Linked DNA regions of Mus musculus: region 2 is linked to region 1. The links are chromatin loops, found by intact Hi-C in ENCODE. Cell type or tissue: left cerebral cortex. All regions are shown on one strand.

What was found. A loop is a pair of places that touch in the nucleus more often than their neighbours do. Peaks named below come from ENCODE experiments on the same cell type or tissue, not always from the same donor. Only the 100,000 strongest peaks of a DNase experiment are listed, where the experiment ranks them.
Region 2: a loop joins it to region 1, with 2.1 times the contacts of the local background. A loop is called at or near these places in 2 of 42 quality-filtered maps.

The regions. Positions count from the first base shown.
Region 1 is chr4:131,822,396-131,830,395 of GRCm38, reverse strand. It overlaps Ptpru (protein tyrosine phosphatase, receptor type, U), which reads left to right. Exons shown (of 31, transcript NM_001083119.2): 2 at 6,433-6,564. Among named protein-coding and RNA genes, the nearest start is that of Ptpru, 12 kb to the left of the region's middle. In left cerebral cortex, a CTCF peak has its summit at 4,393 (motif pointing left); a DNase peak (open chromatin) is centred at 4,374.
Region 2 is chr4:131,508,121-131,516,120 of GRCm38, reverse strand. No RefSeq gene overlaps it. Among named protein-coding and RNA genes, the nearest start is that of Gm831, 21 kb to the right of the region's middle. In left cerebral cortex, no CTCF peak of the experiment used is centred here; DNase peaks (open chromatin) are centred at 4,376 and 7,763; H3K27ac peaks cover 1,003 bases.

The DNA of each region.
Region 1 (8,000 bases):
CCCAGAGAGTCAACCTCGTCATGCATCTGTTCTCTGTAGGGTTGCTGTTGTGTGACTTTTCCCAGGGAGATGCGAATACACATCTATTCACAGACCAAAGAAACGATTCCGTCCAAGTCTAACTTGGTGCACTGAGTTTAATGGAGTCCCTTGCAGAAACACTGGTAATTCAAAAGGCAAGTGCATTTAGGAAAAGCTCACCCCTGCATGGGGAATGACTCTTGAGAGCCTTATCCCTGGTGGCTTGCAGAGAGCCTTCTCTCTTCAGGTGCTGTTACTGCTTACATAACCTTGGAGAAGGTCTCGTGAATCCTGTAACTTCTCAAAGCCTGCTAAGTTGCGTGACTGTCTCCGCTCCCCTCCCTCCAAAAGGGGATGTTTCCATTGAGAGGAAACGGCTAGCCGCCAGGCTGTGAGCACCGCTGAGTTTCCAGACCCAGAGCCCTTAACTGAATCCATGGCGCTTAGGTTTTGTGCCACCGATCACCCATCCCCGGAGTCTGCACAGACCAGGCTCCTGAGGACTACATTTAGTTTCTGGTCTTATCCCCAGTGCTTGGTTCTGGATGGTGATCCATCCTTCTTCTCCTGATTCTCTGCACCAGCCGGCAGGCATGGCTGTGCTGGGCAGACCCTTTCTAGGAGGAGGAGCCTCCTGTTCTGTACCAGGTTCTATGCTGGTGACTGGAGCAGAGGAAAGGCTTGATTGAGCCTACCACCCTCCATTCTGCCACAGGCCCACATGGTGACACATACCCAAGGTGAATGTGGTTCCACACTGCACAGCCCTGACGAGCTCTTCCATGCCTAGCAGATTTAAGTGCTGTGTGTGTGTGTGTGTGTGTGTGTGTGTGTGTGTGTGGTGTGTGCGCACTGTGTGCTCTGCAGCCTTACACGGAATGACAGGATTCTGTCTGTTGGACTCTGTATCTTCAGCACACCCCATCATAGTAGCGCATGGCCCTCCCTCTGCATGGGGCCTGTGCACACCAGCGCTGCTTTAGCTTGCACTGTGTCTTTATCTGGCTGTGGTGTAGGGCACTTGCTGTGTAGAGGATCTATGTGTTCTTCCCGCTGTACTTCTGCACAGTGAGTCCCTCCCCTTATCTCTCGGATCCAGCCCTGGACTGCCAATATAGCAGCCCTCTCGTCAACTCCGGAATTCATGATCTGTGTTACCCACAGAGATGGGAAAGGGTCTGCTGCGAGTTCTTCAGGTGCAGATGGCTTTCTTTCATACTCAGTGAAGAGAGGAGGATGTTGGCTCTGCCAGGCTCTGTGTTGGCTCCTTAGGTGGTCTCAGCTTTCTCTGCCTGTGGCCAGCCCTTGGTGGTCTCGTTGGTTGCAAAACTCTGTGTGGCTATATAGGTATTTTGCTGCCAGCCCTACTGTGCTTCCTGCCAGTTACTCAGTGTTCTGGTAGTAGGCTCCAAATGCCAGCCCTACATTTATATGTGTTGGCCTAGTCTATACTATAGTATAGTCTATTATACTATACTATACTATACTATACTATACTATACTATACTATGCTATACTACACTATATACTATACTACACTATATACTATATGTATACTATACTATATACCATATTACACAATATACTATATTATACTACACTATGTACTATACTATACTATATACTATACTATACTATACTATACTATACTATACTATATACCATACAATAGTTTAGACTATTTTAGGCTATAGTCACATCCTTGAACTTGGTGCATCTGGTGGATGTTTGACCAGCTGGGATCTTGGTGTTAATGAGTCTGGGCATAGTTGGTCAACTGTTATATACAGGGCTTGGGGATGGGCTTTAAAGGCAGAAGAGCTAGCCCCCGCCTTTAGGAAGGGAGGAGGTAAGAGCTAAGCAGGCTTGCAGTGCAGTCAGAGTTAGGGCGGAGCATCTGGGACAGGGCTGAGTTGGGGAAGAATGTCCAGGGTTGAGTTCAGTGACCTTAGAAGAGGGAGGGATCATGAAATAGACTGGCTTTGTTGGGATTGTATGTGGGGTCCCTAGGTTATAGGGCTGGGTTGTGTCTGGCAGTGTGAGGTCCCAGCCTGTGTATTTACAATCTGCCTGGAGAAGTTTTGTTTCTTCTGGGGCTACCCTTGGGAACTGAACATTTTGTTGACAAAACAGAGAGAATAAAAATCTCATCGCAAACAAGCTCTGTTTACTCAAGGTCTTCAGAAAACATGGCTGCAGGTGCGGTAGGCACAGACCATATCCCTTGTCTGTCCTGGTTAGAGGAGGACAGATAGGCTGATGCATAGCATGTGTGTGCACGCGCGCGCACACACACACACACACACATACACACACACACATACACACACACACACACACACACACACACACACGAGTGTTCACCCCCCCCCCTCCACGCCAACTCTTTCTGCTCTATACAAATACCCACCATCCCCAGGCTGATGCCCAGCATAGAATGTATCTATATATTTCTGCTCACAAGCCAGCTTTACAGTATTTCTGAGAGCCCTAATCTGGCAGTCACCCATGCCCTCCTATGCATACCTTTCCCCCAGGACACCTCCAGTTGGTGCTATTGCTATTACTATTACTGTTGGCTTGTTTGAGACAGGCTCTCATGGAGCCCAGCCTGGCCTGGAACACCTTTATGGTGCTGAGGACGACCCCCAACTCCTGATTCTTATGCCTACTCCTCCATCCTGATCCTGGGATCAGAGGGGTACACCACCATGCAACCAAAATCAGAGGCATAACCCCTGTTCCTATTTCACTGAGGTCCTGAATGGGGCCTGGCCTAGAGACCCAGGGATGAGGTTGTCCAGAGATCAGTGAGAAGGGGTCATGCTGCCTAAGAGGTCATCCTGGTTAGCATCTGTTAGTCTAAGAGGTCATCCTGACCGTGGTCAGAGAAGGCAGGTCACATGCTAAGTCATGAAGGGACCCAGGAACTTAGCAGAACTAAGATGCAGATTCTCTGATCTTAGTTAAATGTTTTGTACCAGTTGTCCTGTCATGGTCACAGCTAGGTCTCTCTCTGTCTCTCTCTCTTTGTCTCTCTCTCTGTCTCTCTGTCTGTCTCTCTCTCTCTCTCTCTCTCTCATTCTCTCTCTCTCACACACACACACATACAGAGAGAGAGAGAGACAGAGAGAGAGAGAGAGAGAGAGGTGAGACCTCCCTGGGGGAACCCCTCCCAGGCTTCTCTAGAGGTTGCTGGTCCCTGACATCATCCTCCCTCCAGCCTGCCGGATGTGCATAAGCCATCCCCTTTCTTCCCAAATTGTGGTTGACGGTTGCTCAGGCAACCGCCTGGCCAGATTGGGGAGATTAGCAGAGGAATGTTGCTGAGCAAGTTGGAGCCTGGGCTGGAGGAGCTCTGGGGTCCTGTATTGATTCAACCCACCCTCCGCGAGAGCTCTCCGCAGAGATGAGGTACCCAAAGAGGGGCCCCATCTTCTCTCCCTGTCCTTTGCCTAACTTAGACTGTGCCACAGGACTTGAGTTGGTCTGGGGAAAGTGTGTGTGTGTGTGTGTGTGTGTGTGTGTGTGTGTGTACTCACATGCACACTGTATCCAGGATGATAGCTCAGGTCCCCCAAGTCCTCCTTTATTTTTTTGCCAGTTTCTGACATCAGGCTCCAGACCATTTGGTAGCTTGGTCCCCAGTTCCCACCTGCCCTTGTCGCACTCTGGAAAAGCCACCTGCTTGAACCTTCAGAATCCAGGCATTCTCTGCCCCAGCACTTCCTGCGGCTCCCCAGTTCAGTGTGAGGTTCAACTCCTCACTCTGGCATCCACGGCTTTCTAGCAAGTGGTCTCAGCCTCTGTTTCCCATCATGGCAGCCAACCTGAGCTCTGCCCTTTGCTGGGGACAAACCGGGTTTCCCTTTTTCCTCCCTTCACTCTGTGGCCCTAGGCTCAACTCAGATGTCACCTCCCTGTGCCAACAACCCAAGTTTTGTCCCCTTTAACCTTCACCCTTCCCAACTTCCACTTCTCCACCTTTGCTCATGTTAGGAAGCTGCCCAAAGCAATCTAGAACATCTTTCTTTTTTCCCCCTCCCCTCCCCTCCCCATGTTAATCAAGCTTGAGCCTCTCATGGTGCCCATCACCTATCATCCTGCACCACCTTGAATGAGGAGACGGGTCTTGAGTGTGAAACTACATTAGAGGCTGTGTCTACTCTCGTTGGATAAAGACAGGTGATTTAATTTGTGTCTGCTCTTACTGCAGCTATGTGATCCCTGGCCATCTCTGAGCATCACACAGAATCCGTCTGTATGACAGGAATAACAATGTCACTATGTAAACGCTGAGTCCCTCATGCAGATTGGGCACACAGTAGTCAGGGCAGGCGTGGTGGTGGTAATCGGCGCCCCCTAGTGGTGGTGCTGAAGCCCTGGCAGGAGGAACTAGCTGCTCCTATCGCTGGAGAGCTGGGGTGGGAGTGGGGGTGGGGGAGAGATGGGGCTCCCTTTGGGAGATGTTGTTCTCTAAGAGATGAAGTTGAACTGGGCCTGGCCCAGAGGCCTAGGTCTGGCGCTGACTAGGGATTAGTGAGAATGGTCACTCTGGCTAAGAGGTCACTCTGGATGATTCGAATCGATGCCTGAGGGTCATCCTGACTGTGCTCACATAGAGAGGGTATCTGGTAGAGGGCAGGAGTCAGTGAGTCTGGTGGTCACTGACATTTGCCTGACATTTAGGGGACATGGATAAGACTGGAGTCACTCTGGCCAGGCACAGTCACCTGGAAGGATCATGTAATTGTGGTCAGGAGGTTAAATTGCTCTAGTAGAGACCCCGGTGTGGTTGTTAGTCTGAGGTCAGTAAACTCTGGAGAGGGTGGGAGGCCTGTCTGGTCTTGTGCCTGTCTCAGAACTCTTGGGAAGAAACCACAGGGCTGGTTACCTCAGGCCTGACAAGGGCCCTGAAAGAGATGCCTGGGGCAGCTACTTTGCCTTTGTGTAGGAACTAGAAAGGCCTGCCACTAGCCTGGGATCGAAATCTTACTTTTTTCTATAGTCTGTCCCTGTGATGGGCTGGGACCTCCACGGGCAGGAAGTGAACACTTCCCCCTCACTAGGAAGACCACTCTCTGGCCACCCTTTCCTTCTGTGCCACACTGTGGGCTTTTTGCAAGGGGAGAGCTGGGGCCCTTCCAACAAAGATGACATTAAAACTCACTTAACCTCATGCCTCAGGGCACAGCGCTGACTAGAGCTTTTCAGACAAAGAGACACAAAGCACTGTGGGGTTCCCTGGACCAACTCCCTCACTACCCCCTGTCTGCCTGGTGCGGGCTGACACACACATCCCATTGTTCCCCATTCTCTGGTGGGGTTTAAGGAGTTGAGAGACCCCAGCAGTGAGCAGCTCAGTCATGCCCAGCTCAGTCATGCCCAGCTCCACCTATGTGTTTGAAAAGATGCACACAGGTGAAATGCAGTCTTCAAAAGGAAGCCACTTGTTGCCTGCCCAGAGTATGCCACTCACCTGCTGGCTTACAACTGTCCTGCCCTCTTCTTCTTGGGACCCAGAAACAGAGCAACTCATTCCCCTCATCTCGGATTTCTGGGGAGTGTAAGCTTCTGGTGGGCATGGATTCAAATCCTGTTTCTTTTCCTCGTCCGGGAACCAGTAGCACACGTCTCTGCTAGGGATGGCAAGGAGCAAAGCCAAGATTGAATCCCAAGTCTGTCCCGTGTCTCCAGCGTCCACCACTGAGCTACCATTGACCTGTACCGTGGACAAAGGCCTTCGTTTCTCAGAACCTCGGTCACCTCCTCTGTCAAATGCAGATCATTAATCTTGGTCTCCAGTCACCAGAATTAACACCCTCCCATCAAACATGCATTCAACCCACAGAGAACTTCCCTGTGTCACATCCCTGGGGACAGAAATCTAAGTTGATTGATGTTGGGCCATGATTGAGTGAATTCCTTTGGCATCTATCACATTGTTAATGGACACAGAAAGCCACATTCTGCGTTTGGTACTTAACATCATTCTATGCTGGGCCCCCAGCCTGTAAAATGGGGCTAATCTAGTGCTGATCTTGTAGGCCGGCTTGAGGCTGCATAATGCAATAAGGATGATGGTTGTTTTTATTAAGGAGAGCCTTGATGGATGGTTAAGCTGTTGGGGAATCCTGGGGAGTGATGGGGGATCCTGGGAAGTGATGGAGGATTCTGGGAAGTGATGGGGGAGTGGCCAATGCAAAGTCTTGGTATTGGTAAGGGACAATGAGGGGAGGGTGTTAGGGTGGAGGAGGGAGAACTTTGTTAGTTGGAGGGAACCATGCTAAGGAGGGAAGAGGTTGGCCTGAGAAGAAGGAGGGGACAGTGAGGGGACCTAAAGTGTTGTGTTGGGGTCCTCCTCATCAGTGGCCTTGCCTGAGCTTAACCAACCAGGCCCTATCCTCACAGCTGGCTGCACCTTCGAGGAGGCGAGTGACCCGGTCGTGCCCTGCGAGTTCAGCCAGGCTCAGTATGACGACTTCCAATGGGAGCAAGTGCGGATCCACCCCGGCACCCGGACCCCTGAAGACCTGCCCCATGGTGAGCCTACACTCCCTCAGTATTATTTCTCTCCTCCCAGTTCTTCTCTAGCTCTTCCCCAGCGTCTCCTGCTCTTTCTGGGATTTGAAGATACCTAAGAGAGGTGACATGGGGTCTCTGGGTACACTGCTGCCCTCTTCTTGGGAACCCTGGACCCTTCCCAACCTTGACATAATGGTGTACACGTCATCACTAGACTGGGAGTCTGGAGGCTAAATGTAGATTCTAGTACTGGTCTCCTACTCAAATGGTGGCTTGAGAACATTCATTCCAGAATCATAAAGATGTGGGTTCAAATCCCAGCCCCATCATCTTGCTAGCTCAGTGGCCTCTAGTAAGCTGCTCAACTTCTCTGAACCTTCATTGTTTTGACTGTGAAATGGGAGAACAGTGGCCCATAGCACAGGGCACCGAGGTGGCACACAGGGTGCCAGTTGTATAGTTGCTGTTGTGGAGGATACTTGAGAGTGCCTGGCAACCAGTGGCCCTCCTCACTGGGCACAGAATCAACTGGAAATTACAAGAAGAATAGACATGGGGCAGGAGGGTCACAAGTTTGAGGCTAGCCTGGGCTACTTGGTGAGCTACTGCCCCTAAAATAAAACTGGAAGGAAAAGAAGAGAGGGATGAAGAGATGGATCAGTGGTGAAAAGTACTAGCTGCTTTTTCAGAGGACCTGGGTTCAAGTCCCAGCACCACATAGCAGCTCACAACCAGGGGACCCAATGATTTCTCATGGCTTCTTAAGGAATTGCACATATTTGGTATACAGACATGTAGGCAAACACCCAAATACATAAAATTTAAAAATATATGTTGTCTTAGTTAGGGTTTTACTGCTGTGAACAGACACCATGACTAAGGCAATTCTTATAAGGACACCATTCATAAAGTTCAGAGGTTTAGAGGTTCAGTCCATTATCATCAAGGCAGAAACATGGCAGCATCCAGGCAGGCATGGTGCAGGAGGAGCTGAGAGTTCTACATCTGCCTCTGAAGGCTGCTAGCAAAATACTGACTTCTAGGTAGCTAGATAAGGGTCTTAAAGTCCACACACACAGTGACACACCTACTCAAACAGGGCCACACCTTCTAACAGTGCCACTCCCTGGGCCGAGCATATACAAACCATCACATATGTATTTTTAAAAGGAAAAAGGGCAAGAGAGATCGAGGCCAGCTGAGCCAGTTTATTACTGACGAAGCATTGTAGGATAGACTGAGGAAATGGCAGAAGAGAGAGCCAGGGTCTCCCTCCCCTGTGTCCTGTTATAGAGGTGGCCCAGGGCCTTAGCTGTTCAACTCTCAGCAGATGCCAGCATCTGCTGGCAAGAGTGGGCCAGGGAAGTGGCGGCTCTTAGTGGTGGGTGGACTAGCAGCTGTAGGTGAGAGATCCCTTGGGGTTGGCTGGCACTGGCTGGGCTCTGGAAACAGAC
Region 2 (8,000 bases), 310 kb after region 1:
CAGGCCCAAACACCTCTACAGGAAGCTGGGGCTCTCTGATCGCCCAGTTCACGAAGCACTTAATTGCTCTCTCAGTGGCTCCTTCCTTTACACATACAGGCTGGGGATGACTCTGATTTTGTGGCTGCAGGGGCGCTCCCTGGATCAAGAAAGAAGCCTGGGAGGGGCTAACAGAAGGAGAGCTCACAGGCCCACAGGACAGAGAGGAGGAGGAGGAGGAGGAGGAGGAGGAGGAGGAGGAGAGGTCCTGACTATCCCTGCACTAGACCCTACTGCACCTCCCCCTTGTGGCTCTGCTCTGTGCTCAGCCCATGAGGGTTAAGCATTTAATAAGTCTCAAGTCTGATTCTGAGTCTAAGATCCAAAGTGAGATCCCTGCCCTCTTGGTGGGCAGCGGAAGGCATGTGTTAGAACGTGTGTTGCCTCAAAATATGCCCCGCCGATATCTGTAACCAAGCTGAAGATACTTAAGATTCGGGGAGCTTGGAGACAGACGTCTACAACAAAAGACAGACGAACAAGAGAAAAACAGGCACATTCACAGACACGTGAGGTGGGTGTCACACGAAAGCCTGGGTGAGATGCGACTCAAAGCGACGGCTTCAGCTACAGTGTCTGTCTTAAGCAGCCTTCTTATAATGGGTGATCAATTCCAGAGAAAGGACAGGATGTCACACAGCTGACATGGAGGGTACACAGAAGGAAGGGGATAGGAAATGCACTGACAGGATAGAACCCTAGTGGACTCCTCTGGGGCCATCCTCTAGCGCATGGGGGTGGAAAGGCTCTGAATATATATCCTGCACTGAGTCGGGGAAGCCAAGAGGACAAGAGGAGAGCAGACCTTTTGTCTTTGTAACCTCTGATCTGCTTTAGGACATTGCAGCTGCATGGGACAGGTGCAAATCCAACTGGCTGCCCTAACCATAAGCCTCGGGGATCGCTGGCCAGTGTGTATATGGATTAGAATTCTGGGATTCATGGACCTTAAGTCCCTCTGGGTCCTTCCAGGGCCCAGGACACTGTGATGGCATAATGATGAGCATATGAATCCATGTGATTTAAGGCCGGCACCCAGAGCTCTGTACAGTCCACAGCACAGGCTTTCTATCATCTCAGAGTGAGCTGGCCCCTCTGCCCTGACCCTGAGCTGGCAGACCACATAGAACCACACAATTATAGGTGGTCCATGGGATGAACCGGGGAAGACCACTCAAGGCTGAGCAAGCTGCTGAGCAGGTGGGGATCATTTTCAGGAAGGGCAACTGCCTATGAGAGGGGCTCTGTGAGGAATCACCTCATTCTAACATCTTCTCCATTACAATCCTGCCTCAGTGGGGTCTCAGTCCATGGCCTGGGCCAAACTCATCCACTACTGTGTGATTATGTCCAGTCTTCACACATCTTTAAGGGCTGCTAATCCACCATAGCAGTCCACACACAGTCACCAGGGAGTCTCTCTGTCAAGGATGAGGATGTCTGTAGCTGCTACGCTAGATTTATGAGTGTTGCGTGGTATGTGGGGTGTTGGTCACCCATAGCGCAAATGACACTTTTAAGTCTCAAGTGCCTTTCTTAGCATCAGATTACCTGGAACCAACACTGGTCCCCAGGAATGGGTCCTGATGGAGTCTGTGAAGTAAGGAGGCAGAGAGAAAAGGCAATGTGAGTAGGGGAGGTTCTACAGGGCATCTTAGGAATCTCCCTTGACTCTCCAAGGTGATCTTGGAATCCTAGGGGGTGCGGGGTCAATCCACAGGCTGCTTTATCTAGGGGTGCCTGAGGTCTAAGAACAAGAGAAATGTGAGAGTGATAGTCCCAGCACTGTGGGGCTGTGGTCTTCCCTCCGAGGGTGTGAACTACAGGAGGGAGCCCCTCTTGGCAATGCTGGTGGCAGGGAGGGAGCAATGACCAGAGAGGCTCGGACACACTGAAAAGCCATTCCTTTCCCCACCTGGATTGCTGCCGGCTGAGGGCTACAGTGGAGGACGGGTGGGCAGAACATGGAGTCTGCTGGAAACGGAAGCTGAGAGTTCCTTGGTTGGATAAGGCAGGGGCCTTGTCTGAGGCAAAAAGCACAGTGTGAGACCTAAAACACGTTTTATTGTTACCTGGTCCTCCTTAGAGCATTAGGGACACAGAAGAACTGGGATCCAATGGGAAGGACCAGTATTGAAAAGACTGGCACTTGCAGGAGCATCTCTGAAGAGCATCCCTGGAGAGCATCCCTGGAGAGCTTCCCTGGAGGGTACCCATGGAGGGTACCCTTAGAGGGATGCTAGAAGATTTAAATGTCAGGTTGGGGCTCACAGACTTTGTAATCAGCTTTCTGAATGCAAATCCTGCCTCACTTTTTTGTTTGCTTGTTTTGTTTCCCATCTCTACCCAGGATGCTGGACAAATTATTTAATCTCTCTGGGCCTCAGTTTTCTCATCTGTGAAATGAGGCCATGGAATCACCCCCTTGAAACATTGGGCTAAGGATTGAATCTGAGCCCACATGCTTTCTGCAGAGCACAGGCCCCCAGCCAGTGTCAGCAGGGCAGTTTGGTTTGGGCTCCTAGGGAGGTGGGTGGGACAGATGGCCTTGGAGTTCTCCTCTGACCTCAGAAGCACCTGGAGGGTAGAATGGTGAGGATGGAGCATCTTATTAAAGAAACAGTCTTTGGCAGGCGAAGTGACTTCTTTAAGCTTTTATGGCTGAACTGCTGAGAGACTGAGACCTGTCCCTGTCCATGTCACTGTGCAGCTCTGGAAGCCAGGATGCTATCTGAGCCTAACGGGGCTGCCGCAGGTCTCCTATGCCTCTGGGAGGCTCCTGTAGCTCAGCCTGAATAAGCTAGAAAGGAGGTCACATGTGATCCCAGATGCTGGGGGAGCAACTAGCTGCCCCCCCAAGCTGTCAGGTGCTTCCTTCCCCCACCCTCTCCTTACTCTCTCCTCTCACCCTAGCACGAGGCTGCCCTACCCACTCCCCATGGGTTGCTCCACCTGGATGGAACAGAGGACCAAGCTTTCCTCATGGTAATGTAAGCACTGCATTTTCATTGAAATCCCTGCCTGGATGAGCTGTTGGCTAGAAGGTTTAACTCGTGTACACAGGGAGAGCTCACGGGCTTGTCCCTAATATTTATTCTGGTGACTGTAACATGCAGATAAGGTGAGTGCCTGGCGCCGGCACACAGAATAAATTTACATTCTGGAAGCCACAAAAAGCTGAGTATACAAGGCATTATGGGCCTGGCTGGGGGCCTAGGGAGGAGAAAGCCAGCTTTTACCTCAGCAGGTTCTGCCTGTGATGCTCCAAGCTGAGGCTAGCCTTGTACTTGAAACCCAGCGTCGGCCTGTCAGCCCCTGGGTCTGAGACAGCTGAAAGCTTGGCTTTGTGGTGAGGAACCTCCATCACTACCAAGCTAAGACACCCAGCTGCTGATCCAGCTCCACCCACACTGACCCACAGTGGACATTTGAGGCTTCTGGGTTTGCCTTTGTGAAACCCTTCCTACCCCTCAGCTGAACCAGAGCTCCCTCAACCACGATCCCTAAACCCACAGGAGCAGGAGGGGATCTCCTACTGCTCACTGAGGAGTCTTAGCGCAAGGGTGGTATATACCACATGAGTAATGATTGTATCCTTTGCGAAGCCTGCTGCAGTGGGTCTGCCCCATGAAGCTGGATAAGGATGGGGTGGGGCTAGGGTGGCAGGAAGCTGGGTAAACCTCACATGGTGGAAAGGGTACAGAGTTAGGGACTGAACCCCCTCACTCTGCATTCATTTTTACCTGTTGAGAAACTTTAGGTTGGAGGTGCCTTCTGGAAAGAGTAGGAGCAAGACCTATGTCAGAGCCTTGGTATCCTTAGCTGAGCAACCTTGGAAAAAATACTTGACATCTCTATGTTCAGCTTGCTCCACTGTGACACAGGATGATGAGAATTCTTATCCCAAACTAGGGTAACTTCTGGTACACAGAAGGCATTTAATAAGTGCTCCAATCTTTGTACCACATATCCATGCTCACTATAGAGCATGTTCAGGAACAGAGGCACTAAACAATGAGCTACAACCATGAACATTGGTCCTGTCACTGCCTACCCAGGGTGGGAAGATAGAGGGGGGGGGGTTGGCTGTGTGAGGGTGCAACAGTGTGGGTCTCCACAGCCAGGGCTGTGCCATCCCATTGCCAGCAGCAGAGGCCACTGCCCAGCCACTGCTGAGACACCACTCATCTAGGAGGCCAGCTGGCAGACAGACTACATTGGTCCCCTTCCATGGAAAGGCCCAGCGGCTGTTTACCCAGGAATAGATGTATGTTCCTGGTAGGCAGTTGTCTTTCCTGTCTGCAGGGCCCAGGCTGCTCCAAAACCCAGAGCTTTAGAAGTGTCTCATCCACTGGCCCTGCTCCCACCCGGCAGAGTACCAGGCCAGGGACTGAGTTACTGCGAGCAGGTGCAGCAGCAGGCTTGGGCAGTAAAGAGCAAGACATTTGCATAGCATTTGCACCTCCTGAAAACTGCCAGCTTCAAAGAGGGCTGTGCTGTTCTTCTGAGAGCCCAGTTTAGAGTTACATTGGAGTGAGATTTCTGAGGATGGTCCTCCAGCCTATAAAACATGCTGCACAGATAGAGTGCTGGTACTTCTTGGGGGGAAGGGGGGAATCTGTTCCTAACAGGAATACAGAGACTTGGATCTGGGGTGATGGCTCCTCAGTTGGTAAAGTGCTTATTGTATAAGCATGTGGACTTCAGTTCCACCCATTGAACCCACATTTAAAAAAACCAACCAACCCAACCCAACCAACCAACCCAACCAACTAACCAACCAACCAATCAAACCAACCAACTAACCCAACCCATCCAATCAACCAATCCAACCAACCAATCCAACCAATCAGCCAGCCAACCAAACAACCTTCAAAAAACAAAACAAAACAAAACAACAAACAAACAAGCAAAAACCAAAATGAAAAACCCCAAAACAGGTATGGTATGCTTCACTTGTCACCCCAGAACTGGTGAAGTAGAAGTATGTGGACCCACAGAGCCAACAGTCAGTCTAGCCACTTGGCCAGCTCTCTTCACAGAGCAGGTCCTTCCTGGGAGGACATGATGACCAAGGCTCAGATACCCTGTGGGACAGGAACTGGGTCATATTTCCAAGCTCCCAGATGAGTGGCCAAGGATACATGGTCAGAGGAGGGGAGGGTTCAAATTGAGGAGGAGAGTTTGAGTCTTGGGGAAGTGGTGGGGCCTGCTTCAGTTCAGGAATTCCACTTATCTCCACTCTCTGGAAGGTAGAGAGGCCCCAGGAGAGAGCCCATTTCTCTCAAGAGATCCATTAACACAGAAAAGAGCTGAGGAGACTGAATAGACTGAGACAGACATAGGGACTTAGTGCCCCTTTGCTTTGACCCCTACAGCTGCAGTGTGCTGGGAATAGAGGCTCTCTATAAGGAGGACACACTCTGTGAGGAGGCCCTCTGTGAGGATGCTCTCTGTGAGAAGGCCCTCAATGAGGAGGCCCTCTGTGATGAGGCCCTGTGTGAGGAGGCTCTCTGTGAGGACAGCCTCTGTGAGGAGGCCCTCTATGAGGAGGCCCTCTGTGAGGAGGCCCTCTATGAGGAGGCTCTCTCTGAGGACAGCCTCTGTCAGCTGGCCCTCTGTGAGGAGGCTCTCTGTGAGGACAGCCTCTGTGAGGAGGCCCTCTATGAGGAGGCCCTCTGTGAGGAGGCCCTTTGTGAGGAGGCTCTCTCTGAGGACAGCCTCTGTCAGCTGGCCCTCTGTGAGGAGGCCCTCTGTGAGGACAGCCTCTGTGAGGAGGCCCTCTGTGAGGAGGCTCTCTGTGAGGAGGCCCTCTGTGAGGAGACTCTCTCTGAGGACAGCCTCTGTGAGAAGGTCCTCTATGAGGAGGCCCTCTGTGAGGAGGCTCTTTGTGAGGAGGCCCTCTATGAGGAGTCTCTCTGTGAGGAGGCCTTCTATGAGGAGACTCTCTGTGAGGAGTCCCTCTGTGAGGAGGCCCTTTGTGAGGAGGCCCTCTGTGAGGACAGCCACTGTGAGGACAGCATCTGTGAAGAGGCTCTCTGTGAGGAGGCCCTCTGTGAGGAGGCTCTCTGTGAGGACAGCCTCTGTGAGGAGGCCCTTTATGAGGAGGCCCTCTGTGAGGAGGCCCTCTGTGAGGAGTCTCTACGTGAGGAGGCCCTCTGTAAGGAGTCTCTCTGTGAGGAGGCCTTCTATGAGGAGACTCTCTGTGAGGAGTCCCTCTGTGAGGAGGCCCTTTGTGAGGAGGCCCTCTGTGAGGAGGGTCTCTGTGAGGACAGCCTCTGTGAGGAGGCTCTTTGTAAGGAGACCCTCTGTAGGGACAGCCTCTGTGAGGAGGCTCTCTGTGAGGAGACCCTCTGTGAAGAGGTTCTCTCTGAGGACAGCCTCTGTGAGGAGGCCCTCTGTGAAGAGGCCCTCTATGAGGAGACCCTCTGTGAGGAGGCCTTCTGTTAGGAGGCTCTCTTTGAGGACAGCCTCTGTGAGGAGGCCCTCTATGAGGAGGCCCTCTGTGAGGAGGCTCTCTGTGAGGAGGTCCTCTGTGAGGAGACCCTCTGTGAGGACAGCCACTGTGAAGACAGCCTCTGTGAGGAGGCCCCATCTGAGGATACTTTTTATGAGGAGGCCCTCTGTGAGTAGTCCCTTTATGAGGAGGCCCTCTGTGAGGAGGCTGTGAGGAGACCCTCTGTGAGGACAGCCACTGTGAGGATAGCATCTGTGAAGAGGCTCTCTGTGAGGAGGCCCTCTGTGAGGAGGCTCTCTGTGAGGACAGCCTCTGTGAGGAGGCCCTTTATGAGGAGGCCCTCTGTGAGGAGGCCCTCTGTGAGGAGGCTCTCTCTGTGGACAGCCACTCTGAAGAGAGCCTCTGTGAGGAGGCCCTCTGTGAGGAGACCCTCTGTGAGGAGGTCCTCTATGAGGAGGCTCTCTGTGAGAAGGCCCTCTGTGAGGAGGCTCTCTCTGAGGAGGCTCTCTGTGAGAACAGCCTCTGTGAGGAGGCCCTCTGTGAGGAGGCTCTCTCTGAGGAGGCCCTCAATGAGGAGACCCTATGTGAGGAGCCTCTCTGTGAGGACAGCCTCTGTGAGGAGGCCCACTGTGAGCCTCTTAGCTACTTCTTGGCCTCACTATAGGGAACAGCTCAGGGTCTTTTTGGCCAGTTCTGTCTATTGCCCATCACCTCTTCATTCCCTGCCCCGGAAGACCTACCAGGATATTTTCTGGGTCCTTCTTAGCCGGTCCCCTTCTTGCAGCTGTCTTAATTCCTGTCTTTTCCCCAAGTCTATCTCTGTCTCTGCCTTGTCATAGTCTATTTAGTGATATAGCAGAAGCCTGTATAATTTGGTACCAGTCAAACCTGAGTGGGGCTCCCAATCCAGTACCTAACTAGCTGGGTGATTTTGGATGGTAAATGACTCAGCTTTCTATGTCTCTGATTCCCCCTTTCCAATATGAAGAGAGAATAAATTCCCTAGGCTTACAGGATGCAGAACACGAGAGGATAGGAAAATGTCTGATAAAGGAAAGCACACAACATTAACTGAGATTCTGTTCACTCATATCTTTGCCTGAGTCGCAGCCTGAGAACTGTGGAGAGGGGCAAGCAGAATCTGAGACCTGCAGGGAGCTAGCCTCCCGGGGGGATGGGGAGGGCTGGTGTCAGGATGTCCCAGTATGGAAGGTCTGTGTGGATGCTGGGCGGATGGCAGGCGCAGTGGGCTGAGCTCGGGTGGGGTTTGTGGTGGAATGTTCCCAACTTCGAGTCTCTCCTCCTCCTTCCAGGAAGCCTCACTCCCCTGCACAGCTGCCATGCCACATTTCATATCAGAACATCTAGCTCTATCCAAACAAGAGGTGGCTGCAATCTAAGATGTCTACACATTCTGGGAGTTGGGGGAAATGTGGGCACACCCCCGCCTGTGTTGCCCAAAAGTCCTTTGGCTGGAGAGAGAAAGGAAACCCTAGCTGCCCAG